2 separate regions of the Homo sapiens genome follow, and region 2 is linked to region 1. A link is a loop called in an ENCODE intact Hi-C map of the cell type or tissue named here. Cell type or tissue: IMR-90. All regions are shown on one strand. Each heading gives the region's core, and the rest is flanking DNA. Links, peaks and the distances in the headings are about the cores only.

What was found. Hi-C counts contacts between places; a loop is a spot of excess contacts. Peaks named below come from ENCODE experiments on the same cell type or tissue, not always from the same donor. Only the 100,000 strongest peaks of a DNase experiment are listed, where the experiment ranks them.
Region 2: a loop joins it to region 1, with 2.2 times the contacts of the local background. A loop is called at or near these places in 2 of 110 quality-filtered maps.

What each region holds. Positions count from the first base shown.
Region 1 is chr20:35,745,839-35,761,213 of GRCh38, forward strand. It overlaps the pseudogene RPF2P1. Among named protein-coding and RNA genes, the nearest start is that of RBM39, 11 kb to the left of the region's middle. In IMR-90, for the core only: no CTCF peak of the experiment used is centred there; no DNase peak of the experiment used is centred there; H3K27me3 peaks cover 1,701 bases.
Region 2 is chr20:35,813,454-35,828,828 of GRCh38, forward strand. The region is part of intron 2 of PHF20 (PHD finger protein 20); the gene reads left to right. Among named protein-coding and RNA genes, the nearest start is that of PHF20, 49 kb to the left of the region's middle. RefSeq lists an enhancer at 5,994-6,173. In IMR-90, for the core only: no CTCF peak of the experiment used is centred there; DNase peaks (open chromatin) are centred at 6,278 and 8,588; H3K27ac peaks cover 938 bases.

The sequences.
Region 1 (15,375 bases), core at 3,213-11,212:
TTTTTTTTTTTCGAGATGGAGTCTCGCTCTGTCGCCCAAGTTGGAGTGCAATGGCACAATCTCAGCTCACTGCAACCTCCGCCTCCCAGGTTCAAGCAATTCTCCTGCGTCAGCCTCCCAAGTAGCTGGGATTACAGGAGCATGCCACCACACCCGGCTAATTTTTTGTATTTTTGGTAGAGATGGGGTTTCATCATGTTACCCAGGCTGGTCTCGAACTCCTGACCTCAAGGGAATTGCCTGCCTCGGCCTCCCAAAGTGCTGGGATTATAGGCGTGAGCCACCTCGCCCGGCCTTTTTCTTTCTTGAAACAGTGTCACTTTGTCACCCATGCTAGAGTACAGCGGCAAAATCACAGCTTACTGCAGCCTTGACCTCCTGAGCTCAAGAGATCCTCCCATCTCAGCCTCCCAAGTAGCTGGGACTACAAGCACATGCCACCAGGCCCAGGTAATTTTAGTATTTTTTGTAGAGTTGGGTTTTTGCCATGTTGTCCAGGCTGGTCCCCAACTCCTGGCTCAAGGGATCCTCTCCTCTATGCCTCCTTAAGTGCTGGGATTACAGGCGTGAGCCAGCATGCCTGACCCTTTTTTTTTCCCCATATCACTAGGACAATGGGAAACTTAAGCCCATTTCATATAGATGTAATTAATTTTAACACTCATGTGACCTTTGCCTGATTTAGGCAGATGAAATTGTATCTCCCCACCCAGGTTCCTTCTGCACTTGATTATCTCATCAATCTACTGACTGATTGAATTGTTTTAAATACTTGCCTGTCTATTGGCACAATGTCAAGGGTATTCTAGTGACATATCCAAAGGTTTTAACTTAAATTTGTGAATCATGTTTTTTGAGACAGTCTTGCACCATCTCCCAGGCTGCTTGGAGTGCAGAGACTTAGTTATGGTTTACATGGTTTACTGCAGGCTCAAACTCTTGGCTTAGCTTCCCGAAGTGAATCATTAGGTTTTTTTTTTTTTTTTTTGAGATGGAGTCTCGCTCTGTTGCCCAGGCTGGAGTGCTGTAGCGCAACCTTGGCTCACTGCAACCTCCGCCTCCTGGGTTCAAGCGATTCTCCTGCCTCAGCCTCCTAAGTAGCTGGGATTACGGGCACCTGCCACCATGCCTGGCTAATTTTTTTGTAGAGATGGGGTTTCACCATGTTGGCCAGGCTGTTTTTGAATTCCTGATCTCAGGTGATCCACCCACCTTGGCCTCCGAAAGTGCTGGGATTACAGGCATGAGCCAACATGCCCGGCCTGTTGCTTGTTTTTTTTGAGACGGATACTCACTCAATCCACCCAAGCTGGAGTGGAGTGCAGTGGCTTGATCTCAGCTTACTTCAGTCTCCTTCTCCCAGGTTCAAGTGATTCTCCTGCCTTAGCCTCCCAAAGCAGCGGGACCATAGGTATGCGCCACCACTCCCGGCTAATATTTGTATTTTTAGTAGAGACGGGGTTTCACCATGTTGACCAGGCTGATCTTGAACTCCTGACCTCAGGTGATCCGCCCACTTTGGCCTCCCAAAGTGCTGGTATTACAGGCGTGAGCCACCACACCCAGCTTGGTTTTTTGTTTTTTTGAAATAGTCTCACTCTGTTGCCCACGCTGCAGTGCAGTGGCAAGATCTCAGCTCACAGCAACCTCCACCTCCTGGATTCAAGCAATTCTCATGTCTCAGCCTCCTGAGTAGCTGGGATTTCGACCAAGTGGGCCCAGGTAATTTTTGTATTGTTAGTGCATATGGGGTTTTGCCATGTCGACCCAGCTGGTCTCAAACTCCTGGCCTCAAGTGATCAGCCCTCCTTGGCCTCCTAAAGTGCTGGGATTACAGGTGTGAGTCGCCGTGCCTGGCAGAATGATTAGTTTTTAAGAAGAAATCTAGGCCGGGCGTGGTGGCTCAAACCTGTAATCCCAGCACTTTGGGAGGCCAAGGTGGGCAGATCACCTGAGGTCAGGAGTTTGAGACCAGCCTGACCAACATGATGAAATCCCGTCTCTACTAAAAATACAAAAAATTAGCAGGGTGTGGTGGCGGGCGCCTGTCATCCCAGCTTCTCGGGAGGCTGAGGCAGGAGAATCACTTGAACCCGGGAGTTGGAGGTTGCAGTGAGCCGAGATTGCGCCATTGCACTCCAGCTCGGGCGACAGTGGGAGACTGTCTCAAAAAAAAAAGAAGAAATCTTTCAAGGGTACATCCCTGGCCACTTACTTGAGGTTGATACCACATTAACTTTGCTTGGGATCACTGTCAAAAATCCTGTCCTCAAACTCAAGATAATTTCGTTAGATCCGATGTGAACTAGATAGGGAAATAACTGATGCTTTCTGTCAGAGTTTCATCTTTGGTCAAAAAAGTAAAATGTTTTGAACTCATCATAGTTACGGCAATGAAAAAAATTAAGGGGCACTCATAATAGCCCATGTGTCCATTCCATGGCCAAAAGGATTGCCCAAAATGCTACTTTAGATTAAAAATAAAAGCAAAAAGATTCAATACACGGTAACATAAAATGTAATTTACGGCCGGGCGCGGTGGCTCACGCCTGTAATCCCAGCACTTTGGGAGGCCGAGATGGGCGGATAACAAGGTCAGGAGATCGAGACCATCCTGGCTAACACAGTGAAACCTTGTCTCTACCAAAAATTCAAAAAAATTAGCCAGGCATGGTGGCGAGTGCCTGTAGTCCCAGCTACTTGGGAGGCTGAGACAGGAGAATGGCGTGAACCCGGGACGTGGAGCTTGCAATGAGCCGAGGTCATGCCACTGCACTCCAGCCTGGGTGACAGAGCAAGACCCTGTCTCAAAAAAAAAAAAAATGTAATTTACAACACTCATTTAGAGCTTATCAGTGAAATATACTGTTTACTGATTCATTCAGTGTTTATTTAGTACATTAGGTAGGTGAAATACTCATTAAGACAATTTGTGGCCAGGTGCCGTGGCTGATGCCTGCATTCCCAGGACTTTGGAAGGCTGAGGCAGGTGGATCATGAGGTCAGGCGTTGGAGACTAGCCTGGCCAACATAGTGAAAACCTATCTCTACTAAAAATACAAAAAATTACCTGGGCGTGCTGGCGGGCACCTGTAATCCCAGCTATTTAGGAGGCTGAATCCCTTGAACCTGGGAGGCAGAGGTTGCAGTGAGCCGAGATCGCATCACTGCACTCCAGTCCAGGCGATGGTGCGAGACTCCAATTCAAAAAAACAAAAGAAAAAAAAAAGAAAATTTGCGAGCCCACAGCTAATCAAAAGGATAATCCTTTTTCCTTCAAGGGTTTCCAGTTTATTGAGAACACCTGAAGGAATGTAAAACCATATTCAAGATACTGTTTTGCATTGTACTAATAAGATTTTGCATAAACTCAATGCTTTAAACATCAAAAGTCAGGGTCTCGGCCAGGCACGGTGGCTCACACCTATAATGCCACCACTTTGGGAGGCCAAGGCAGAGGATCACTTGAACCCAGGAGTTTGAGACCACCCTGGTCATCATAGCAAGACCCTGTCTGAGAAAAAAGATGGAGTCTGGCAGTGTCGCCCAGCAGGCATTGTTTGGTGGCATGATCATAGTTCATTGCAGCCTCAAACACCTGGGCTCAAGAGATCATCCCACCTCAACCTACCAAGTAGCTAGGACTACAGGCACACGCCACTACACCTGGCTATTTTTTTTCTTTCATAGAGACAGGATCTCTCTGTGTTGCCCAGCCTGGTCTTGAATTCCTGGTCTGAAGCAATCATCCCACCTCAGCCTCCCAAAATGCCGGGATTATAGGTGTGAGCCACCTAACCTGGCTAATAGTATTAATAATAGCATATTTACATAACACTTCACACATTATAAACCTTTTTCTATATAAAAATCCCATTTATTCCTCTATATCAGTTTATTTCCTTTTTTTTTTTTTTTTTTTTTTTGAGCCAGAGTTTTGCTCTTTTGCCCAGGCTGGAGGGCAGTGGTGCGATCTTCACTCACTGCAACCTCCTGGGTTCAAGGGATTCTCCTGCCTCAGCCTCCCAAATAGCTGGGATTACAGGTGCATGCCACCATGCCTGGCTAATTTTTGTATTTTTAGTAGAGACGGGGTTTCACCATGTTGGCCAGGCTGGTCTCGAACTCCTGGCCTCAGGTGATCCGCCTGCCTCGGCCTCTCAAAGTGCTGGGATTACAGGCGTGAGCCACCGCTCCCAGCCTTGTTTATTTCCTTGAATGAAATACATTGAAATGATCAGACTATAATGGAAGTGATCACAGAATCTGCTTCTGAAAGTAGCTGATTTATGTATTTTATCAGAGCAGTTAGGGAGATTTTTTTCCAACATTTTATTATGAATATTCTCAAACAGAGGTTGAGAGAATAGTACAGATGCCCACCATCTATTTTACGTTTAACATTTTTCAATGTTTGCTATATCACATATTCATCTATCCCTTTGTCCATCCATTCATCCAACCTAATTTCTGTGTGCTTTTCAAAGCAAATTGCAGACATCAGTATACTTTATTTCTAAACACTTCAGCATTGCATAATCTTAACTAGAGTTTTTTTTTTAATCTTAACTAGAGTTTAATAGTGTTCACAATATTTTTAAATGACATAATATTTACATATGGCAAAACACACAAATCTTAAATGTACCAATAGATTAGTTCTGACAAATGCTTACAAATCGGGTAATGTTCTGTTAACTTTATTAAGTAAAGAAATAGCAGACACAGGCACAGAGGGTCAGAGAAAGCAGTATATTTTGTCCCAAAATATCCTGATTTGACAACCGGAGAAATGGATAAACCATTGCAAATTAGGAGGCAGAGTATTGTTTAAAAACATCTGCTAACAGAAGCAAAAATAATGCAGTCGGGCACAGCATTGCAAAAGATTTAGGAATTAAGCAAATCTAGCAATAGAGAGGAAGATTCTGCTGACAAGGCATCACATGATGGAGATATACCTTGAAAATGAAGGATGGCAAACAAAAGAAGCATCAACTCAATAGTGGTTTTGAATGAAAGGCATGTGATTTCATGATATGAATGAATGACCTTGTACAATGAATAGCCCAGAAAGACACAGCATCTCTGAAAGGATGTAGCTAATAAACTCATTCTTTTGGGGTCTGAAAAAAATAGGTTCTTAACAGTCATTTTCTGTAAGAGGTCTACAGACATACATCTTGCCCAAACATCTCTAAATAACCAGCTCCCTAGCCTACCTAGGTGGCAGGAACCTGTAATCTCAGCTACTCAGGAGGCTGAGGTGGGAGGACTTCTTGAGCCCCGGAATTCATGTACAGCCTGGGAAACACAGTGAGACTCCATCTCTAAAATAAGTGAAATAAATAACCAGATGCCATCTCAATATATAAATGAAACATCAGAGTTGGAATATGTGCATCATAGACATGAATTGTATGCTATTGTTGTAAAGGAGCAAGGGATGCCGGGCGCAGTGGCTCAAGCCTGTAATCCCAACACTTTGAGAGGCTGAGGTGGGGGGATCACGAGGTCAGGAGTTCAAGACCAGCCTGACCAACATGGTGAAACCCCATCTCTACTAAAAATACAAAAATTAGCCAGGCGAGGTTGTGTGCACCTGTAATCCCAGCTACTCGGGAGGCTGAGGCAGGAGAACTGCTTGAACCCAGGAGGAGGAGGTTGCAGTGGGTGGAGATTGCGCCACTGCACTCTAGTCTGGGCAACAGAGTGAGACTCCATCTCAAAACAAACAAACAAACACAAAAAACCAACATGGGATTTTGGTAAGAATGTGGAGAAATTGGAACCCTTATAGTTTATTGGTATCAATGTTTACATATTAATGATATAGCTGCTATAGAGAACAGTTTGGCAGTTACTCAAAAAGTTAAACATGGAGTTACTCTATGACCCAGCAAATACATTCCTAGGCATAACAAAATAATTTAGAACAGACATTTGGCTGGGCACAGTGGTTCATACCTGTAATCCCAGCACTTTGGGAGGCTAAGGCGGGCAGATCACTTGAAAGGAGTTCGAGACCAGCCTGATCAACAAGGTGAAACCCTGTCTCTACCAAAAATACAAAAATTAGCCAGGCATGGTAGCGTCTATAATCCCAGCTACTTCGGAGGCTGAGGTGGGAGGATCACTTGAACCTAGGAGGTGGAGGTTGCAGTGAGCCAAGATCACACCACTGCACTCCAGCCTGGGAGACAGAGCAAGACTCCATCTCAAAACAAAAAAACAGACAGTCAAATAATTACTCATACACAAGTGTTCATAGCCGCACTGCTCACCATAGCCAAAAAATGAAAACAACCCAAATGCCTACCAACTGATGAATGGATAAACAAAATGTAGTATATTCAGACAATGGAATATTATTCCGCCATAAAAACGAAATACTGATACATGCTATAATGTAGATGAACCTTGAAAACACTATGCTAAGTGAAAGAAGCCAGACACAAAAGGTCACGTATTGCTTGAAACCATTTATATGAAACATCCAGAGTAGATAAATCCATAGAGTCAGAAATCAGATTGGTAGGCCGGGTGCAGTGGCTCACTCCTGTAATCCCAGCACTCTGGGGGGCTGAGGTGGGCAGATCAGGAGGTCAGGAGATCAAGACCATCCTGGTTAACACGGTGAAACCCCATCTCTACTAAAAATACAAAAAATTAGTCGGGCGTGGTGGCAGGTGCCTATAATCCTAGCTACTCAGGAGGCTGAGGTAGGAGAATCTCTTGAACCCGGGAGGCAGAGGTTGCAGTGAGCCGACATAGCACCACTGCACTCCAGCCTGGGTGACAGAGAGAGACTCCGTCTCAAAAAAAAAAAAAAGAAACCAGATTGGTCTTTGCCAGGAGCTGGAGGGAAGGAGGAATGTGGGGTGACTACTTAATGGCTATAAGGTTTCCTGTTGGGGTAATAAGAATTTACCAGAACTAGATCCACCTAGTTAAGAGTTCCAGGTAGTGGTAGCGATAGATGCTCTGGATCGAGTTGTAAAGCCCAAAATGAAAAGAGTCAAGAGATTCCTTGAGAAGAGAGAACCAAAACTCAATGAAAATATTAAAAATGCAATGCTGATTAAAGGGGGAAATGCAAACGCAACAGTGACACAAGTACTTAAAGATGTGTGTGCACTGAAAAAACCATACGGTGTACTGTATAAAAAGAAAAATGTTACAAGACCTTTTGAGGATCAGACATCACTGGAATTACTTTCAAAGAAGTCAGATTGTTCTTTATTCATGTTTGGCTCCTATAATAAGAAGCGGCCAAATAATCTAGTAATAGGTCATATGTATGACTACCATGTGCTGGATATGATTGAATTAGGTATTGAGAATTTTGTCTCTCTAAAAGACATTAAGAACAGTAAATGTCCTGAGGGAACAAAACCCATGCTAATATTTGCTGGTGATGATTTCAATGTAACAGAAGATTACAGAAGACTAAAAAGTCTTCTTACTGATTTCTTCAGAGGCCCCACAGTATCAAATATCTGCCTGGCTGGATTAGAATATGTTCTGCACTTCACTGCACTGAATGGGAAGATTTACTTTCGAAGATATAAGTTGCTGTTGAAGAAATCTGGTTGCAGAACACCACGGATTGAATTGGAAGAGATAGGACCCTCATTGAATCTGGTTCTGAGGAGGACACACCTGGCATCCGATGACCTTTATACATTATCTATGAAAATGCCAAAAGCTCTCAAGCCAAAGAAGAAGAAAAATATCTCCAATGATACTTTTGGTACAACTTATGGAAGGATTCATATGTAGAACGAAGATAAGCAAACTACAAACCAGGAAAATGAAGGGGTTGAAGAAGTGACCTGCAGAAAGGATAACAGAAGACCAGGAGAAAAAGTCAAAAAGAATTTAAAAGAAATTATGGAAAAAAAAAAAAAGAATTTACCAGAACTAGACATTGGAGAAGGTTGCACAACATTGTGGATGTAAATGCCAAGAATTGAACACTTTAATATGATTAATGGTTAATTTTATTTTATGTGAATCTTATCTCAATAAAAAGAGAATAGACTGGGTGCAGTGGTTCATGCCTGTAATCCCAATACTTTGGGAGGCCAAGGGGGAGGATGGCTTGAAATTAGGAGTTCTCAAGGCCAGCCTGAGCAACAGAGAGGAACCCTATCTTTTTTTACTTGTTGTTGTTGTTGTGGTTTTGAGACAAGGGTCTTGCTCTGTCACCCAGGCTAGATTGCAGTGGCCTGGTATGATTGATCTCACTGCAACTCTGCCTCCTGGGTATAAGCAATCCTCCCAGGTGTGGCTGGGATGACAGGTGTATGCCACCATGCCCAGCTAATCTTCATGTCTTTTTTGGTAGAGATAGGGTTTTTCTGTGTTGCCAAGGCTGGTTTCAAACTCTTGGGCTCAAACAATCTGCCTACCTTGGCTGCCTAAAGTGCTAGGATTACAGGGGTAAGCTACCTCTCCTGGCCTTGACCCTATCTTAAAACAAAAACAAAAACAAAAACAAAAAAACCTAGCAGGGCATGGTGACATGCACCTGTAGTCCCAGCTACATGGGAGGACGAAGTGGGAGGATTGCTGGAACCCAAAAGTTTGAGGTGGCAGTCAGCTATGATGGCACTGCTGCATTTCACCCTGGGCAGCAGATTAAGACCCTGTCTCCTAAGGAAAAAAAAAAAAGAAAGATATTTTAAAAAAAGGAAAGAAACAAGGGACCTTCTCAGAACCTCTAGAATCAAGAGCGAGATGCTGGATGATCAATGAAATGAAAACCCTCAGCCAGGCGCAATAGCTCACGCCTGTCATCCAAACACTTTGGGAGGCAGAGGTGGGCAGATCATGAGGTCAGGAGTTTGAGACCAGCCTGGCCAGTATGGTGAAACCCCGTCTCTACTAAAAATACAAAAATTAGGTGTGGTGGCGCGTGCCTGTAGTCCCAGCTACTCGGGAGGCTGAGACAGGAGAATCCCTTGAACCCTGGAGGCAGAGGTTGCAGTGAGCCAAGATCGTGCCACTGTACTCCAGCCTGAGTGACAGAGCAAGACTGCATCTCAAAGAAAAAAAAAAAAACCCACACACAAAAAAACCAAAAGAGACTCAAATCCCTGCTTTCTTCTTCTTCTTCTTTTTTTTTTTTTTTGAGACAGAGTCTTGCTCTGTCGCCCAGGCTGGAGTACAGTGGCGCGATCTCGGCTCACTGCAACCCCCGCCTCCTGGGCTCAAGCCGTTCTTCTGCCTCAGCAGCCCGAGTAGCTAGGATTACAGGCACGAGTCACCACGTCCAGCTAATTGTTTTCTATTTTTAGTAGAGACGGGTTTCACCATGTTGGCCAGGCTGGTCTTGAACTCCTGACCTCAAGTGATCCGCCCACCTCAGCCTCCCAAAGTGCTGGGATTACAGGCATGAGCCACTGTGCCCACCCAAATCCCTGCTTTCAAATACCCACCTCTTCTCATGTCATGGCTACATTCTGCACTTGCAGAATATTGAAGTAATTCCATATATATATATATATATATATATATATATATATATATACACACACATATATATGTATATACATATACATGAATATACATATACATGAATATATGTATATACATATACATGAATATACATATACATGAATATATGTATATTTACGCATATATATTATATATATTTACTACATATGTATTTTATATATATACATATATATATATTTTTTAATTGAGACGGAGTCTCAATCTGTCGCCCAGGCTGGAGTGCAGTGGTGCAATCTGGGCTCACTGCAACCTCTGCCTCCTGGGTTCAAGCAATTCTCTGCTTCAGCCTCCTGAGTAGCTGAGATTACAAGCCCCCACCACCACGCCCAGCTAATTTTTTTGTATTTTTAGTAGAAATGGGTTTCACCATCTTGGCCAGGCTGGTCTTCAACGCCTGACCTTGTGATCCACCCGCCTTGGCCTCCCAAAGTGCTGGGATTACAGGCATGAGCCCCCATGCCCAGCCATATATTCTATATGTATATGTGTGGCAGTCTACTATGTGCCAGTCACTAAACTAGGCACTGGTAAAACAAACAATGGAGTGCAAAAAACAGTCATGGCCCCTGCCCTCCTGGAGCTAACAAACCTTCTTGGAAGAGGCAGGCATTGATCAAAAGACTATATGAATAGGGCTAAGCACAGTGGCTCAGGCCTGTAATCCCAACACTTTGGAAGGATGAGCCAGGTGGATCACCTGAGGTCAGGAGTTCAAGACCAGCCTGGCCAACATGGCAAAACCCTGTCTCCACTAAAAATACAAAAAAATTAGCTGAGCATGGTGACACATATCTATATTCCCAGCTACTCAGGAAGCTGAGGAAGGAGAATCCCTTGAATCCAGGTGGTGGAGGTTGCAGTGAGCTGAGATCATGCCACTGCACTCCAGCCTCGTAGACAGAGCGAGACTCAAAAAAAAAAGAAAAAAAAAGACTATATAAATAAATGAAGATGCACAACTGTGACAATTGCTATAAGAGACATTTATGGTGCTATAAGAGCAAATAAGAGGAAGATTTGGGCCAAGCTCGGTGGCTCACACCGGTAATCCCAGCACCTTGGGAGGCTGAGATGGGCTGATCTCAAAAAAAAAAAAAAAAAAACAAAAAAAAAAAAGTAAGATTTGAGGAGCAGCGTATAACAGGTAAAGAATATTCCTGGCAAATAATAGACTGTGCAATAGCCTTGCAGCAGAATGAAGCATGGTGTCTTTAAGGACTACAGGAAGACCATGTGGCTATAGCAAAGATGCTTAGGAAGAGCCCAACCATGTAATACCTTCTAAGCCAGGGAAGGTGAGTCTGGTTTGTTGTTGTTGTGGTTGTTTAGATGGAGTCTTGCTCTGTCACCCTGGCTGGAGTGCAGTGGTTAGATCTCGACTCACTGCAACCTTTGCCCCCCGGGTTCAAGCGATTCTTTTGCCTCAGCCCCTCCAGTAGCTGGGATTACAGGTACACACCACCACACCCGGCTAATTTTTGTATTTTTAGTAGAAACGGGTTTTTACTATGTTGGTCAGGCTGGTCTCGAACTCCTGACCTCGTGATCCCCCCGCCTCAGCCTCCCAAAGTGTTGGGATTACAGGCGTAAGCCACACGCCTGGCCTAATTTTTATTTTTATAGACATGGGGCCTCACTTTGTTGCCCAGCCTGATCTTGAACTCGTGGGCACAAGCAATCCTCCCACCTTGGCCTCCCAAAGTGCTGATTACAGATATGAACCTCCATGCCCAGCAGTTTTTTCAACACTTACAGAACTAGTCTCATTGCCTCTTCTTCAGAGATACCAGCACCTGGCTGCCCAATGCCCCATACTCACAAGTCTGGTTTCTACCCCTTGGGGTTCTTCCTCTGAGTTCAGAGACACGAGCACCTGTCAATCAATACCTCCTCCTCAGAGGTCTGAGTGTCGGCTGTGTTTGGCCACTCCCCCTCTAAATTTCTATGTTTTAATAACTCCAACCTCTTCCTTTTGTTCCCTCAGCCCTAGGGGTGGTAGCTGTTCCTACAGTTACTACCACCATGAAACTTTAGGTTTCGCCTTTTACTTCTTCAGTTACTTAGTTAACAATCCACTAAGTTACACTGTCTCTGTCCAAATGCCATGTGATTTCTACCTCCTTACAGGACCTTGACTAATATATAAGGATTGTTATTTATCCTTCAAGGTCCAGTTCAAGTGCTGCCTTCTAATGTGTCTTTTCCATTATCCTCAGTTAAAATTATCCATCCAGTTAATTCATAATGTCTTTCTTGAAAAGCCAATAGGCGTTTGTTTTTATAATTATATGCCCAGTCACACTCATATGCCTACTCACATCTCTTTGTTGTCCTACAGTTATACTGAAACTTCTTTACTCAAATTAACTCTGATCCAAAAAAATTGCCTACCAATTATAATAGAGAAGAGTAGGTATAGAGCAAGAAGGAACAAACATGGGTTCTAATCCATTCAATTACATAATGTAATTCTGCACAGTTTACTTAAACTCTCAGTTAAATTTGTTTCTCTAGCCTCACAGACGGCTCTGAGGATTAAGTAGAATAAATGTGGAAAGGATTAAGTAAGATAATATGTGTGAAGCATTTACCACAGTGCCTGTCTAATGCCCCAAGTATTCAATAAATATAAACTATTGGCCGGGCGCGGTGGCTCATGCCTGTAATCCCAGCATTTTGGGAGGCCAAGGCGGGTGGATCACAAAGTCAGGCATTCCAGAACAGCCTGGCCAACATGGTGAAACCCGTCTCTACTAAAAATACAAAAATTAGCCGGGCATGGAAGCAGGCACCTGTAATCTCAGCTACTCGGGAGGCTGAGGCAGGAGAATTGCTTGAACTTGGGAGGAGGAAGTTGCAGTGAGCCAAGATCGTTGCCACTGCACTCCAGCCTGGGCGACAGAGCAAGACTCCATCTCAAAACAAAACAAAACAAAACAAAAAGAGTTATGCTGAGTCTTCTCTGCCTATGTTCTATAAATGGAACAATAAAGCCTGGATGACAGCACATCTGTTTACAACATAGTTTATTGAATATTTCAAGCCCACTGTTGAGACGTACTACTCAGAAAAAAAAAAAAAAAAAAAGATTCCTTTCAAACTATTACTGCTCATTGACAATGCACCTGGTCACCCAAAAGCTCTCAGGGAGATATACAAGGAGATATACAAGATATACATGCCTGCTAAAACAACATTCATTCTGCAGTCCATGAATGAAGGAATAATTTGGACTTCCATGTCTTTATCTTTATTTTTAAAAAATGTTTATTTTTATTTCTATTTATTTATTTATTTATTTATTTATTTTTGAGACAGAATCTCACACTGTCGCCCAGGCTAGAGTTCAGTGGCTCGATCTCGCTCACTGCAACCTCCGCCTCCTGGGTTCAAGCGATTCTCCTGTCTTGGCCTCCTGAGTAGCTGGGATTACAGGCGCTCACCACTACGCCCAGCTGATTTTTGTATTTCTTTAGTAGAGATGGAAATTCACTGTGTTGGTCAGGCTGATCTCGAACTCCTGTCTTCAAGTGATCTGCCTACCTCAGCCTCAATAAAGTGCTGGGATTACAGGCGTGAGTCACTATACCTGGCCTTTATTTTTTATTCCTCAGCGATTTTTATATAGAGATCAGGTCCCACTATGTTGTTTAGGCTGGTCTGGAACACCTGGGCTCAAGCAATTCTCCTGCTTTAGCCTCCCAAAATGTAAGCCACCATGCCAAGCCTGACTTTCAAATCTTATTGTTTAAGAAATACCTGGCCGGGATACCTGGCCGGGGCCAGACCTGGTGGATCACGCCTGTAATCCCAGCACTTTGGGAGGCAGAGGCAGGTGAATCACCTGAGATCAGGAGTTCAAGACCAGGCTGGCCAACATGGTAAAACAACGTCTCTACTAAAAATACAAAAATTAGCTGGGCATGGTGGTGGGCACCTGTAATCCTAGCTACTCAGTAGGCTGAGGCAGAAGAATTGTTTGCACTTGGGAGAAGGAGGTTGCAGTGAGCCAAGATCGTGCCATTGCACTCCAGCCTGGGCGACAAGAGCAAAATTCCGTCAAAAAAAAAAAAAAAAGAAGGAAGGAAGAAAGATAGATAGATAGATCTGGCTGGGTGTGGTGCCTCACACCTGTAATCCCAGCACTTTGAGAGGCTGAGGTGGGTGGATCACCTGAGGTCAGGAGTTTGAGATCAACCTGGCCAATATGGTGAAACCTCGTCTCTACTAAAAACAGAAAAATAGGGGCTGGGCGGGGTGGCTCACGCTTGTAATCCCAGCGCTTTGGAAGGCCAAGGCAGGCAGATCACAAGTTCAGGAGTCCGAGACCAGCCTGTGCAACATGGTGAAACCCCTTCTCTACTAAGAATAATTTAAAAAAAAATAGCCAGGCGTGGTGGCGCATGCCTGTAATCCCAGCTACTCAGGAGACTGAGGCAGGAGAATCACTTGAACCCAGGGGGCGGAGGTTGCAGTGAGCCGAGGTCACACCACTGCACTCCAGCCTGGGCAACAAGAGTGAAACTCTGTCTCAAAACAACAACAACAAAAAGACACTCTACATTTTCTTATATTTATTTAGTTCCTTACTTAGTTATTTTGAGACAGTCTGGCTCTGTCACCCAGTGGAATGCAGTGGCACAATCATGGCTCACTGTAACCTCAAACTCCTGGACTCAAGCAATTCTCTCACCTCAGCTTCCCAAGTAGTTGGGACTACAGGCACTTGCCATCACACCTGGCTACTTCATAAAGTTTTTTTGTTTGTTTTTTGAGGCAGAGTCTTGTTCTGTTGCTCAAGCTGGAGTGTACTGGCATGATCTTGGCTCACTGCAAACTCTGGATCCTGGGTTCAAGTGATTCTCCTGCTTTAGCCTCCCGAGTAGCTGGGATTACAGGTGTGCGCCACCATGCCCAGCTGATTTTTTTTGTATTCTTTTAGTAGAGATGGGGTTTCACCATGTTGGCCAGGCTGGTCTCGAACCCCTGACCACCTGCCTTAGCCTCCCAAAGTGCTGGAATTACAGGCATGAAACACTGTGCCCAGCCCAACAATATATTTTATACAATGGAATAAATATAAGGTCCTTATTATTTTGTTTTATGTTACTGCTGCATAGTATTCCTTGTGTGGACATATTATAATTTGCTTAATCAGTCCCCTATTGATGGCCATGTGGGTGACTTCCAATTTTCTGCCTATAAGCTCAGCACTTTGGGAAGCCAAGGCTAGAGGATCACTTGAGCCCAGGAATTCAAGACCAGCCTGTGCAACATGGTGAGACCCTGTCTCTACAAAAAAATTTAAAAGGCCAGGTGTGGTGGCTCATGCCTATAATCCCAGCACTTTGGGAGGCTGAGGCAGACAGATCACTAGAGCCCAGCAGTTCAAGACCAGCCTGGGCAACATGGTGAAACTCTCTGTCTACAAAAATAATACAAAACTTAGCCGGATGAGGTGGCTCACACCTGTAGTCCCAGCTACTTGGGAGGCTTAGATGGGAGGATCTCTTGAACCCAGGAGATGGAGGTTGCAGTGAGCCAATATCACACCACAGCACTCCAGTCTGAGCAACAAAGCAAGGCTCCATCTCAAAAAATACATCAATAAATAAAATTTTTAAATAATAAAAATAATTTAAAAATTAAAGTTAGCCAGGCATAATGGCATGCATCTGTAGTTCCAGCCACTTGGGAGGCTGAGGTGGGAGGATCACTTGGTCAGGAAAGGTCGAGGCTGCAGTGAGTTATGATCGTGCCACTGCACTCCAGCCAGGGCTAAAAAGCCAGACTTTGTCTCTTAAATAAATATATAAAATAAAAAGAGAAGTTTTGGAAATTATCGTGATGATC
Region 2 (15,375 bases), core at 3,203-11,202, 68 kb after region 1:
TTTCTGGCACTACTAGAAACCCCAAACTTACTTTCTACTTTTCTTATCCCAGACCCTGGACGCAGCTGGTTCTCCAAGGCTTGGTTTCTTTAATTAGGAAAGGGTATTTAGAAATTGACCTCTGAGCTGGGCACGGTGGCTCACGCCTGTAATCCCAGCACTTTGGGAGGCCTAGGCAGGTGGATCAGAAGGTCAGGAGTTCCAGACAAGCCTGGTCAACATAGTGAAACCCTGTCTCTACGAAAAATACAAAAATTAGCCAGGCGTGGTGGCACGCACTTGTAGTCTCAGCTACTCAGGAGGCTGAGGCAGGAGAATTGTTTGAGCCTGGGAGGTGGAGGTTGCAGTGAGCCGAGATAGCGCCATTGCACTCCAGCCTGTGTGTGAGCCAAGATCACACCATTGCACTCCAGCCTGTGTGTGAGCCAAGATCACACCATTGCACTCCAGCCTGGGTGACAGAGTGAGACTCCGTCTCAGAAAAAAAAAAAAAAAAAAAAAAAAGGAAATTGACCTCTGAGGTTGAGGCTGCAGTTAGCTATGATCACACCACTGCTTGGGTGATAAGAATAAGACTCTATCTCTAAATAAAATAAATAAATAAATAAATAAAATAAAACATTGGTTTTTAAAAAAAGAAATTTAGCTCTGGGCACTGGGTGTGTTTATTGCTGCTAGGATGTCATTGTCTTAAACAACTTTTTAGTAGATGGGGGTAAGAAATCTATTTTTTGAAAAAATGTGAGTTCACTTTGATACTTCCAATTTATTTATTTATTTTTTTGAGATAGTCTTGGTCTGTCTCCCAGGCTGGAGTGCAGTGGTACGATCTCGGCTCACTGCAACCTCTGCCTCCCTAGTTCAAGCAATTCTCCTGCCTCAGCCTCCCAAGTAGCTGGGACTACAGGCGCATGCCACCATGCCTGGCTAATTTTGTATTTTTAGTAGAGATGGGGTTTCACCCTCTTGGCCAGGCTGGTCTCGAACTCCTGACCTCAAGTGATCCGCCTGCCTTGGCCTCTCACGGTGCTGGGATTACAGGCGTGAACCGCTGCGCCCGGCCTATAATATTAAATTTAAGTTGGAAATATCAGGCCTGGGTAACAGAGTAAGACACTGTCTCAAAAATAAATAAATAGGCCGGGCGCGGTGGCTCACGCCTGTAATCCCAGCACTTTGGGAGGCCGAGGCAGGTGGATCACGAGGTCAGGAGATCGAGACCATCCCGGCTAAAACGGTGAAACCCCGTCTCTACTAAAAATACAAAAAATTAGCCAGGCGTAGTGGCGGGTGCCTGTAGTCCCAGCTACTTGGGAGGCTGAGGCAGGAGAATGGCGTGAACCCGGGAGGCGGAGCTTGCAATGAGCCGAGATCCCGCCACTGCACTCCAGCCTGGGCGACAGAGCGAGACTCCGTCTCAAAAAAAAAAAAAAAAAATAAAATAAATAAATAAATAAATAGGCCATGCATAGTAGCTCAAGCCTGTATTCCCAGCACTTTGGGAGGCTAAGGTGGGCGGATCACCTGAGGTCAGGAGTTTGAGACCAAACTGGCCAACATGATGAAACCCCGTCTCTACTAAAAATACAAAAATTAGCCGGGTGTGGTGGCAGGTGCCTGTAATTCCAGCTACTCGGGAGGTTGAGGCAGGAAAATTGCTTGAGCCAAAGGAGGCAGAGGTTGCAGTGAGCTGAGATTGCGACACTGGACTCCATCCTGGGTGACAGAGGGAGACTCTGTCCCCCGAAAAATTATAAATAAATAAGTAAATAAATAGATGAAACAAAAAGAACTAACATAGAATATGCATGGTGTAACTATGCTAAATGAAACTCAAAATATGGCCAGACACGGTGACTCATGCTTGTAATCTGGGCACTTTGAGAGGCTGAGGTGGGCAGATCACTTGAGGTCAGGAGTTGGAGACCAGCCTGGCCATTATGACGAATCCATGTCTCTACTTAAAATACAAAAAATTAGCTGGACATTGTGGCATGTGCCTGTAATTCTTTTATTCTTTTTTTTTTGAGGCAGAGTCTTGCTGTGTGTCTCCCAGGCTGGAGTGTAGCGCGAGTGATCTCAGCTCACTGCAACCTCCACCTCCCTGGTTCAGGTGATTCTCCTGCCTCAGTCTCCTGAGTAGCTGGGACTACAGGCGCATGCCACCATGCCTGGCTAATTTTTTGTATTTTTAGTAGAGGCAGGGTTTCACTGTGTTAGCCAGGATGGTCTCGGTCTCCTGACCTCGTGTTCCACCCGCCTCAGCCTCCCAAAGTGCTGGGATTACAGGCGTCAGCCACCGCGCCTGGCATGCCTGTAATTCCAGCTACTTGGGAGGCCTAGGTAAGAGGATCACCTGAGCCCAGAAGGCAGAAGTTGTAGTGAGCCAAGATTGCAGTTGAGACTCTGTCTCAAAAAAACAAACAAACAAGCAAAATCGTTTTGGAAATACATATATATTCCCCCTCCAGCTTTATTGAGATATAATTGACAAAAGGCATTTATATATTTGTTTATTTTTGAGATGGAGACCCGCTCAGTCCCCCAGACTAGACTGCAGGGGCTGGATCTCAGCTCACAGCAACCTCCATCTCCGGGGTTCAAGTGATTCTCCTGCCTCAGTCTCCTGAGTAGCTGGAACTACAGGCACGCGCCACCATGCCCAGCCGATTTTTGTATTTTTAGTGGAGGTGGGGTTTTACCACGTTGGCCAGGATGGTCTCGATCTCTTGACCTCGTGATCCACTTACCTCAGCCTCCCAAAGTTCTGGGATTACAGGCGTGAGCCACTGCACCCGGCCCGAAAATCTTTGTTCCTAATCATACTTTAACCTACTTGCCTTATTCTGTGTTATATGTGAAATAGTTTTAAAGTTACAATATCAATATTACTATTAACAAGTATACTGAGTGAATTTTAAGGATTTTTTGACATTTGAAAAATGTATATCTTACTCAGGACAAATTATATTTGATTTATGTCATAAACTTTTTTTAAGTTTTTTTTTTTTTTGAGACGGAATTTTGCTGTTGTCATCCAGGCTGGAGTGCAATGGCGCAATCTCCGGTCACTGCAACCTCTGCCTCCGGGGTTCAAGCGATTCTCCAGCCTCAGCCTCCCATGTAGCTGGGAATACAGGTGCCTGCCACCACACCCAGCTAATTTTATTTTGTAATTTTAGTAGAGTTCGGGTTTCACTGTGTTGGCCAGACTGGTCTTGAACTCCTGACCTTATGATTCGCCCGCCTCAGCCTCCGAAAGTGCTGGAATTATAGGCGTGAGCCACTGCGCCCGGCCGATTTATGTCATAAACTTAATCCAAAATTAAATGAGTTTTTTTTTTTTCTTCTTCTTTGAGATGGAGTCTTGCTCTGTTGCCCAGGCTCGAGTGCAGTGGTGCAATTTCGGCTTACTGCAACCTCTGCCTCCTGGGTTCTAGCGATTCTCTTGCCTCAGCCTCGTGAGTAGTGGGATTACAGGCGTGCACCACTACGCCTGGCTAATTTTTTGTATTTTTAGTAGAGACATGGTTTCACCATGTTGGTCAGGCTGGTCTCGAACTCCTGATCTCATGATCCACCCTCCTTGTCCTCCCAAAGTGCTGGGATTACAGACGTGAGCCACTGCGCCTGGCCATAAGTGTTGTTGTTGTTTTTTTTTAATCTGTTATGTGAACTAACAGTTCTTTCTTTTTTTTTTAAATACTCCTACAGTCTAATTTTATTTCCGCATTTATTTATTTATTTATTTGAGACAGAGTCTCATTCTGTCACCCAGGCTGGAGTGCAATGGCGTGATCTCAGCTCACTGCAATCTCCGCCTCCTGGGTTCAAGAGATTCTCTTGCCTCAGCCTCCCAAATAGGAGGGATTACGGGCCCCTGCCACGGCGCCCAGCTAATTTTTGTATTTTTAGTAAAGATGGGGTTTCACTAGGTTGGCCAGGCTAGTCTTGATCTCCCGACCTCAGGTGATCCACCTGCCTCGGCCTCCCAAAGTGCTGGGATTACAGGCGTGAGCCACCACGCCAGACCTATTTCTGCATTTAAATTATTTTTGGGGCCAGGCATGGTGTCCCACACCTGCAATCCCAGCACTTTGGGAGGCCAAGGTGGGCATATTGCTTTGAGCTCAGGAGTTCAACGACAGCTGGGGGCAACATGGCAAAAACCTGTTTCTACAAAAAATAAAAAAGTTAGCTGGGTGTTGGTAGCTCCTGGCTGTAGTCCCAGCTACTCAGGAGACAGGCTAGAGAATCCTTTGAGCCCGGGAAGCGGAGGTTGCAGTGAGCCCAGATCGTGCCACTGCATTCCATCCTGGGTGACAGAGTGATACCCTGTCTCAAAAAAATTTAAAAAATAAAATTATTTTTTGGCCAGGTGTTGTGGCTTATGCCTGTGATCCTAGCATGTTTAGAGGCTGAAGTAGGCAGATCACTTGAGCCCAGGAGTTCAAGACAAGCCTGGGCAACATGACAAAACCCCATCTCTACAAAAAAATATAAAAATTATATTTTTATAATTAAAGTATAAATTTAATTATAATTAAATTACAGGCATGGTGGCTCACACCTGTAATCCCAGCACTTTAGGAGGCCTAGGTGGGCAGATTACTTGAGTTCAGGAGTTCGAGACCAGCCTGGCCAACATGGTGAAACTCCGTCTCTACTAAAAGTACAAAAAAAATTAGGCGCATGCCTGTAATCCTAGCTACTCAGGAGGCTGAGGTGGGAGGCTTGCTTGAACCCAGGAGGTGGAGGTTGTAGTGAGCCGAAATTGCGACACTGCACTTCAGCCTGGGTGACAGAGCAAGACTCCGTCTCAAAAAACAAAACAAAACAAAACAAAACAAAAAATTAGCTGAGGTGGAAGGATTGCTTGAGCCTGAGAGGTTGAGGCTGCAGTGAGCCATGATCCTCCTACTTCAGCCTCCTGAGTAGCTGGGACTACAGGCATGTGCCGCCACCCTTGGCTAAGTTTTGTATTTTTTGTAGAGGTGGGGTTTGCCATGTTGCCCAGGCTGGTCTTAAACTTCTGGGCTCAAGCAGTGCACCCACCTCATCCTCCCAAAGTGCTGGGATTACAGGTGCCTGGCCTAGCATTTTTGAGACAGAGTTTTGCTCTGTCACCAAGGCTGGAGTGCAGTGGTGTGATCATAACTGTAGCCTGGTACTCTTGGGCTCAAGTGATCCTCCCACCTCAGCCTCCTGAGTAGGCTGGGACTATAGGTGCATGCCACTGCACCTGGCTCATTTTTGTATTTGTTATAGAGACTGAGTCTCGCTGTGTTGCTTAGGCTGGTCTCAAACTCCAGGGCTCAAGTGATCTTCCTACCTTGGCCTCCCAAAGTGTTGGGATTACAGGCATGAGCCACTGCACCTGGCCTATATTCTAATTTTTAATCTACCACTTTGGGGTGAACTTTCAGCATGTCCATTTTCTTCTCTGTAGAAGGGGTAATCCTGCCTTCCCTGTTTTTGTTTTGTTTTGTTTTGTTTTGAGACAGTCTTGCTCTGCTGCCCAGGCTGGAGAGCAGTGGCCCTATCTCGGTTCACTGCAGCCTCCATCTCCTGGGTTCCAGCGATTCTCCTGCTTCAGCCTCCTGTGTAGCTGGGATTACAGGCATGCACCACCACACCCAGCTAATTTTTGTATTTTTAGTAGAGACATGGTTTCACCATGTTGAACAGCCTGGTCTCGAACTCCTGACCTCAGGTGATCTGCCCGCCTCAGCCTCCCAAAGTGCTGGGATTACAGGCGTGAACCACTGTGCCCAGCCCTGCCTTCCCTATTTGCTTCCTGCGTTTTATAGATGAACTAAAATCTGAGAGGCTGCAGTTTCCTAGTAGTGATACTTGGTGGATAGAATAGAATCTGCTTGCTCTGCTGCCTTCGCCTTCTTCCTGTCATCTGTCAGGAGTGTGCCATCTGTTCCAAGAAGTAGGCTGGCCTTCCCTGTTCTTGCTCCAAACACAACGAAAAAGCTCCTTCTGTTGCTTTCCTGACACTCTGGTACCTTTCCACTACTGTGTTTCTATTTAAGTTGATCATAGTTCGCTTCCATTTCTTGTACAGAAGATTTAAAAATCTGAGTTTCATAATGTCCTTAGATCATTTTTGGTTTCTTTTTCATTAGGGTTATTTGTACTGATCTCATCTGAGTTTCTGGTTCATACCTCTTTACTCCTTACACCATCTGTGTGTGTGTGTGTGTGTGTGTGTGTGTTTTTAAGCAATCTTTTCTGAGCTTTCCACAAACATGTATTGAATGCTGTGAGTCAGGTGGTACACTAGGTGCTATGAAATGAAGGAAAATAAGTACTTCAAGATGTTCAGAGACGAGTCAAGTATTTGGCTTTGGTTTTTAGTATTGATAGCCAAGGGTCGTTAATCATGTATTCTAATGCTTATGTCTTTGCTAGTGACTCACATTTATTGAGTGATTTACTCTGTGCCAGGCACAAATCTAAAGGCTTTATATGTTATACCTCCTTTAATCCTTTAGATGCTATGAAGGGGGTACTTTTATTCTACTTTATATATGAGGAAATAGAAGCAGAAAGCAGTTAAGTTTTCCAGTGCTATGTAGCTGTAAATGGTGAATTTAGGATTTGAGTCTAGCTAGTTGGCTTCTGAGCATGGTCGGGTGTGGCTTTGATCCCCACGCATGTGTTCAGTACCTAGAATAAAGTCCCTGAAATTAAATATATTATGAGGAGATATTTACTCTGTACAAAGTTCATTTACAAAAACCCCTAGGGGAGAATAGTTAATTTCATATGTGGGAATTTCAGAAGGCTTCAGAAAGATGACTTTTGATGCCAAGTCATTCATTCAATGCTAGATGCTGGAGAAATAGTGGTGATTAGGACAGACATAGTCCCTGATCTTTAGAAGCTGACATTCCAGTGGAGGTGGATAGAACAGAAACCAGCAGACTGATATATATAGATAATGTTAGGTGGTGATAAATGCTAGAAAGTGGAATAAGTACTTTTTTTTTTTTTTTTTTTGTGAGATGGAGTCTCACTCTGCCACCCAGGCTGGAGTGCAGTGGCATGATCTTGGCTCACTGCAAGCTCCGCCTCCCAGGTTCACACCATTCTCCTGCCTCAGCCTCCCAAGTAGCTGGGACTACAGGTGCCTGCCACCATGCCCGGCTAATTTTTTGTATTTTTTAGTAGAGATGGGGTTTCACTGTGTTAGCCAGGTTAGTCTCGATCTCCTGACCTCGTGATCTGCCTGCCTCAGCCTCCCAAAGTGTTGGGATTACTGGTGTGAGCCATCACACCTGGCCAGAATAAGTACTTTCAAGTGGGTAGAGTGCCTCTATGTGTGTATGTGTTTTGCTTTTTTTATATAGAGGGTGAACAGAGGAGATCTCTCTGACAGACATTTAAATAGAGTCCTAAAGTAAGTGAGGGAGTGAGTCATGTTAGTATCCAGAGGAGAGAGGGTTGCAGACAGAGGCAGCCAAGGCAGAAGCCCTGGCGTAGGAGCAAGCAGGGCATTCAAGCAATAATAGGTAGGAACATGTGGCTGGGAGGGTAGAGAGTGAGAGGCCAGAGGTAGGAGGTGAGCCCAGAAAGGTCAGCAGGGGCCAGATCGGCCATAATAAGGAGTTTGGACTTTATTCTAAATGTGATAGTAAGTCATTGAAAGGTCTTAAACAGGGAATCAATGTTATCTGATTTCAAGTATTAAAAGTGGCTGTGGGCCAGGTGCAGTGGCTCGCACCTGTAATCCCAGCAGTTTGGGAGGCCGAGGTGGGTGGATCATTTGAGGCCAGGAGTTTGAGACCAGCCTGGCTGACATGTACTAAAAATACAAAAAATTAGCCTGGAGTGTTGGTGGGCGCCTGTAATCCCAGTTACTCAGGAAGCTGAGGCAGGAGAATTGCTTGAACCCGGGAGGTGGAGGATGCAGTGAGCTGAGATTGTGCCACTGCATTCCAGTCTAGGCAACAAGAGCGAAACTCTGTCAAAAAAAAAAAAGGGGCTGTGAGCCTAGGCAATATAGCAAAACGCTGTCTCTACCAAAAATACAAAAAAAAAAAAAAAAGCCAGGCATGGTGGTGTGTACCCGTGGTCCCAGCTACTTGGGAGGTTGAAGTGGGAGAATCACTTGAACCTGAGGGGCAGAGGTTGCAGTGAGCTGAGATGGTGCCACTTCACTCCATCCCAGGTGACAGAGCCAGACCCTGTCTCAAAAAAATAAAGTTGCTGTGGTTATTGTGTGTAGAATATGCTGTAGGCAGCCATGGGCAGAAACAAGAAGAGCAAGGATCTTTTGTATTAGTCCATGTGAAAGATGATAGTTGTTTGAACTAAAAAGCAGTGGGGGAGTTGATGAGAAGTGATCAGCGTCTGTATAATTTTTGAAGGTACAGCTGACAGATTTGCTGACGACATGTAAGAGATAGAGAAGAGTCAAGGATGACTCCAAGGGCTTTTTCTCTCGGTACCAGTAGATGGAATTACCACATGCTGAAATGGGGTAGACTTCAGTAGAACTAGGTTCTAGGGAGATGATAAGCAGTTTGGTTTTGGGCATGTTAAATATATGAGATTCCTTTGAGATGACTAAGTGGAGATGTTGAATGGATAGTTGAATAACAGAGTCAGATGTTCAAGTGTGAGCCCTGGGTTAGAGATAGACATCTGGGAGTTGGGCTGAGTGCGGTGGCTCACGCCTGTAATCCCAGGACTTTGGGAGGCCAAGACGGAAGATCGCTTGAATCCCAAGATCGAGACCAACCTGTGCAACATAGTGAGACTCTGTCTTACAACACATATATACACAAAAACCCCAAGAAACCTAGCTGGGCATGGTGGTGTGAGCTTGTGGTCCCAGCTACTGGGGAGGCTGAGGTAGGAGGATCACTTGAGCTAGGGAGGTCAAGGCTGCAGTGAGCTATGATTGTGCTGCTATACTGTATGATTGTGCTTGGGTAACAGAGCAAGACCCTGTTTCAAAAAAAAAAAGAAAAAAAGTAAAGGAATTTGGGAGTTGGTAATGAGTAAATGGGATTAAAAAAATAGACTATATTTTAGAGCAGTTTTAGGTTCACAGCAAAATTGAGCAGAAAGTACAGAGTTCTGGCTGGGCACAGTGGTTTATGCCTGTAATCCCAGCACTTTGGGAGGCTGAGGTGGAAGGATTGCTTGAGCCCAGGAGTTTGAGACCAGCCTGGACACCATTGCAAGACCCTGTCTCTACAAAAAATAAAACAAATTAGCTGGGGTAGGGGGTGGCTTGCACCTGTAGTCCTAGCTACTTGGGAGGCTGAGGTGGGAGGATCGCATGAGCCCAGGAGTTTGAGGCTACAGTGAGCCATGATTATGCCACTGCATGGCAGCTTGGGTCACAGGGTCACAGAGCAAGACCCTGCTTCTAAAAAAAAAAAAAAAAAAAAAAAAAAAGAATGTATCAAGTTCCCATATTCCTGTGTTCTCCCTCCAGCCTCCCCCACTTTCAACATCCTGCACCAGAGTGGTACATTTATTACAGTTGATGAACCAATATTGACACCTCAGTACCACCCAAGGACCATAGTTTGCATTAAGGTTTGCTGCTGGTGTTGTATTGTTTATGGATTTTGACAAATGTATAATGTATATGTGTATGTTACACATTTATCAAAATCCATATGTGTACATTATACATTTGTCAAAATCCATAAAAGTTACAAAAGTACAAAAAAAGTACAATATTCATAAAAAGACAACTTGATGCTCAAAAAGTTTCGGATTTTGGATGTTTGGATTTGAGATGCTCAACCCATAGTAAAATTCGCTCTTTTTCAGAATACAGTTGAGTTTTGCCAAATTTGACAGTTCACGCAAGCCCCACCACAATCAAGATATGGGCCGGGAATGGTGACTCATGCCTATAATCCCAGCACCTTGGGAGGACAACGTGGGAGGATTGCTTGAGCCCAGGAGTTCAAGACAAGCCTAAGCAACATAATGGGACTTCGTCTCTCAAAAAAAAAAAAAAAAAACCATAATAAAAGTAATAATAATAGCTGGGTGTGGTGGTGTGTGTCTATAGTTTTAGCTACTCAGGAGGCTGGGGTGGGAGGAAGACTGCTTGAGCCCAGGAGGTCAAGGCTGCAGCAAGCTGTGATTGTACCGCTGCACTCCAACTCCAGCCTGTGTGATAGAGCGAGACCCTGTCTCAAAAAAAAAAAAAAAAAAAAAAGGGGTGAAGAAAGAAAAAAAAAGATATAAAGCACTTCTGTTACCCACAGAATTTCCTCATGTCCATTTGTAATCAGCCTCTCCTGGCACCTCCAGCTCCTGTCACCCACTGATCTGTCCTTTGTCTATACAGTTTTGCCTTTTCCATAGTGTGTTATAATGGAATTATTCAGTACATAGCCTTTTGGATTTGGCTTCTTAAACTTAGCGTAATGCATTTGAGACTCACCCGTATTTTTGCATGAGCAAAATAAAGGGTTGTTGCTTTTAGAACCAAGTAGTAAGTATTCCATTGGATGGATATACCACAGCTTATCTGTTTATGTGTTCAAAGACATATGGATTGTTTCCAGTTTTGGGTTAATATGAATAAACATTTATATATAGGTTTTTATGAGAATATAAGTTATCATTTCTCTTGGATAAATACCAGCGAGCTGGATTGCTGGGTCATGTAAGTGTATGTTTAACCAGGTGAGAAACCGCCAAACTTTTTCAGAGTCTCTGTACCATTTTGCATTTCCACCAGGAATGTCAGGAATGTATGAGAATTCCAGTTGCTCTGCATTGTTGTCAGCACTTGGTGGGATTCTTTTTTTTCTCTCCTTTTTTTTTAATTAACTGTTTTAAAAAATTGAGATATAGTTTACATGTTATAAAATTCATCCTTTTAGGCTGGGTGTGGTGGCTCACGCCTGTAATCCAAGCACTTTGGGAGGCTGAGGTGGGCGGATCACAAGGTCAAGAGATCGAGATCATCCTGGCCAACATGGTGAAACCCTGTCTCTACTAAAAATACAAAAATTAGCTGGGTGTGGTGGCATGTGCCTGTAGTCCCAGCTACTCGGGAGGCTGAGGCAGTAGAATCGCTTGAACCCGGGAGGCAGAGGTTTCAGTGAGCCAAGATCACGCCATTGCACTCCAGCCTGGTGACAGAGTGAGACTCTGTCTCAAAAAAAAAAAAAAATTTACCATTTCAAAGCATACAATTCAATAATTCAATGGTTTTCAGTGTATTTACAAAGTTGTACAATTGTCACCACTATCTAATTCCAGAATTCTCATTATCCCAAAAAGAAACCTCATACACATTAGCAGTCAGACCCTATTTCCTCCCTGCCCTTCCCAGCCTAGGCAAACACGAATTTACTTTCCCTCTATATATATGCCTGTTCTGGACATTTCATAGATATGGAGTCATACAGTAGGTGACTAGCTGCTTTCACTTAGCATGCTATTTTCAAGGTTCATCTATGTTGTACGTTACTGCTTTTTGTGGATGAATAATTCCATTATATGAGTATACCATATTTTGTTTTCCCATTCATCAGTTGTTGGGTATTTACAGTGTTTCTTCTTTTTGGGTATTGTGAGTACACATTTGTGTGGACATATGATTTTACATCATATGGGTATATACCTAAGATGGAATTGTCAGATCATATGGTAATTCTGTTTAACCTTTTGAGGAACTGCTAAATTGCTTTTCGTAGTAGCTGCACCATTTTACACTCCCACCAGCAATGGGAATCCTGTTTGTTTTTATTTTGAAGAGATGGGAGTCTTGGTATTGGCCCAGACTGGACTCAAACTCCTGGGCTCAAGTGATTGTCCTGCCTCAGGCCTCCTGGGTAGTTGGGACTGCAGGTGCATACCACCGTGCCCAGCTATTTTTTACATTCAATAAGAAGTAAAATTATCAGCTGAGACTGAGATCAGGACAGGGAGGGCTTAGGTTTGAGGAAAGAAGATAAGGTATGAAATATTTAGGAGTTTGCACTCCCTCCTCAGGCTCCACTTTACTCAGTAGCTAATGACAGGCCTCAAACTCCTGGCCTCAAGTTATCCTCCTGCCTCGGCCTCCCAAAGCACTGGGGTTACAGGTGTAAGCTACCATGCCTGGCTAAAAACTTTTTTGATATTAATTTTCCTGGCTCCTTAAAGGTATAAGACATTGAATTAAGAAGAGTGCAAAATTGCTACTCTATAATTAGGTTAATTATTTTTAGAGAGAGGGTCTTGCTTTGTTGCCCAGGCTGGAGTACAATGGCTATTTACGAGTGCCATGAAATACACTACAGCCTTCAATTCTTTGGCTCAAGCAGCTCTCTTGCCTCAGCCTCCTGTGTAGTTGGGATTATAGGCATGCACTATAGCACCCAGCTCTTACACTTTTATTTTAAAAATACTTTTTGTTGAGTTTTAATTTATAGTAGAGTGTATAAACCCTAAATGTGTAGCTTGATGAACTTTTACATATGTATACACTTCTATAGCCACCACCCAAATCAAGATATGGACCATTATGGGCACTCCGGAAGCTTTTTTGTCCCTCTCCTACCCCCAAAGAGAATTACTGTTTAATACCTGTTTGCAGATATGCATTTTATATATGTATGTATGTGTGTTTGAGACAGTTTCGCTCTTGTCCCCCAGGCTGGATGGCAGTGGCACGTTCTCGGCTTACTGCAACCTCCGCCTCCTGGGTTCAAGTGATCTCCTGCCTCAGCCTCCTGAGTAGCTGGGATTACAGGTGCCCGCCACCACACTCGACTAATTTTTGTATTTTCAGTACAGATGGGGTTTCGCCATGTTGGCCAGGCCGGGCTCGAACTCTTGACCCCAGGTGATCTGCCCGCGTCGGCCTCCCAAAGTGCTGGGATTACAGGTGTGAGCCACTGCACCTGGCCTAGACATGCATTTAAAGTGAGACCCATCAGCATGTTGAGTGTTTTCTCTAGCCACATTTAGCTGTCTGGGTACAGGAATGGAGAATGTGGAGTCTGAAATAACCAGGGTTGGGTGGCAGTTGTGATGAGGAAGAGAGTCGCCAGTAATTTGAGGGCATATGCAAGGAAGTGAAATTAAAGAATGAGAAGATTTCCAGGAAGAGAGTGGCAGGGGGAGAAGGCAGAAGGAATAACATCAGCAAAAATATTCAGGGCTTGAAAGAACTTGGTGTGTTCTGAGAATCCAGGGAGGTAACAGGAGTGGTGGGAGATTGAACTGAAGAGTGAAAATTTAAGCAGGAGAGAGACATGTTTTGATCCTTCTTAGTAACAGAAAATTGGCAGTGTTCATTCTGTCATAAGATATTTGCTGAGTGGCTCTGTATCAGGCATTCTGCTGGGTACTGATAGAAGGGGTTTAGGGGTGATGTGTACATACTGACTGTTCAGTTGTTGCTGGTAAGAAATGATTGAGATAGAGAGGAAAGATAAATTTAAGACCTTTCTTATATCAGATGTTGATTAATGGAAGTGGTGAAGGGGTAGGGAAAGAGTTAAGGCATTCAAAATAGCAGTTTTTCTGCAGTTTAATAGTCAGCCTTTTGTTTTTTACTAAATATATCTTCCATCCCCATCTCCTCTCCAGCAAAGGCTGGTGATGGCTTAGAATGTTCCTTTTGTGCATAGAAGTATTTTGCTTCTGGTATGTGCCCTGAGCCAGGAATAGAGGCAAGCTCTGATTTTTTTTCGCTCTTGTCGCCCAGGCTGGAGTGCAATGGTACGATTTTGGCTCACCGCAACCTCTGCCTCCTGGGTTCAGGTGATTCTCCTGCCTCAGCCTCCCAAGTAGCTGGGATTACAGGCATGCGCCACCACGTCTGGGTAATTTTCTGATTCTTGAAGTAAAATGAGTGCTGTATGTTTGCAGACAAACTGTTTATATAGCAAAGAATCTGGAAGCAGTCTGAATGCTTAACCTCTGGGGGAAAGTTAAGTCAAATTCTGGGCTAGCCACGCAGTTAAGTAGACTATTACATGGCTAAGACAAAAGACACCCATGTGGATGTGGTGACTGCAGGAATGTTTACATGTGGAGTCCAGTTAAGAGCAGAAGGCTCATAGCCGGGTGCGGTGGCTCACGCCTGTAATCCCAGCACTTTGGGAGGCTGAGGTGGGTGGATCATGAGGTCAGGAGATCGAGACCATCCTGGCTAACACGGTGAAACCCTGTCACTATTAAAAATACAAAAAATTGGCTGGGCGTGGTGGCGGGTGCCTGTAGTCCAGCTACTCGGGAGGCTGAGGCAGGAGAATGGTGTGAACCCGGGAGGCGGAGCTTGCAGTGAGCCAAGATGACGCCACTGCGCTCCAGCCTGGGCAACAGAGCGAGACTCCATCTCAGAAAAAAAAAAAAAAAAAAGCAGAAGGCTCTTCACCGGGTTTAGAGTTAGATGTAGATATCGATCTTGATTGTGCCTCTTCCTAGTCATTCTCTTTGAGGCTCCATTTCCATGAATGTAAAAAGGGGGCAGTAATAATAATGACTCCTTAAGTCTTCATGGCATGATCAAGTGAGATACCTTAGATAAAGATAGTTTACAAACCCTAGAGTAAGCTGCACTCATTAGTTTTATTTATTTATTTATTTATTTATTTCTGAGACAGAGTTTCGCTCTTGTTGCCCAGGCTGGAGTGCAATGGCATGATCTCGGCCCACCACAACCTCCGCCTCCTGGGTTCAAGCAATTCTCCTGCCTCAGCCTCCCGAGTAGCTGGGATTACAGGCATGTGCCACCATGCCCAGGCTAATTTTGTATTTTTAGTAGAGACGGAGTTTCTCCATTTTAGTCAGGCTGGTCTCGAACTCCAGGCTTCAGGTGATCCGCCCGCCTTGGCTTCTCAAAGTGCTGGGATTATAGGTGTGAGCCACCGCGCCCAGCCTCATTAATTACTAATAGCCATGTGGGTGAACACTGATGAGTTGTAGTGGGAATTCGGAAGGAAATTGTCATCCTTTCTGTTTTTTTCTCCCCGGCCCCATGATGTTTCTTTAGTTAGTATTTCTGGTATATAGGGGGGAACAAAACAGATTCCTGCCAAGCACTGTCTGGCTGCTCTAGTTTAAGCACGTGCACGGTATGTAGTATTAGGCAGCTTAATTTTACACAGATGCAGCAAGACTCTGAGCGGCAAGCCTTCCTGGGGCTTAAGGTCATATAGGGCAGGCATGTCAACACTGTTTCCCTGAATTAGACCTGTACTGTTCTCTGCCTTCTGGCTGTGCACATGGAGTCATGCCAGCAGTGGCAGTGCTTTACTGTCTTACAGCCCTCTCTCTCCCTTGGTGGAGCCCTAGGACATGTTGGCTTATCTTGTAGCTTAGAGCAGTGTTTCTCAAACCTGAAAACATGAGGACTGGCACCTCTAACCTATAAACTATTGATAG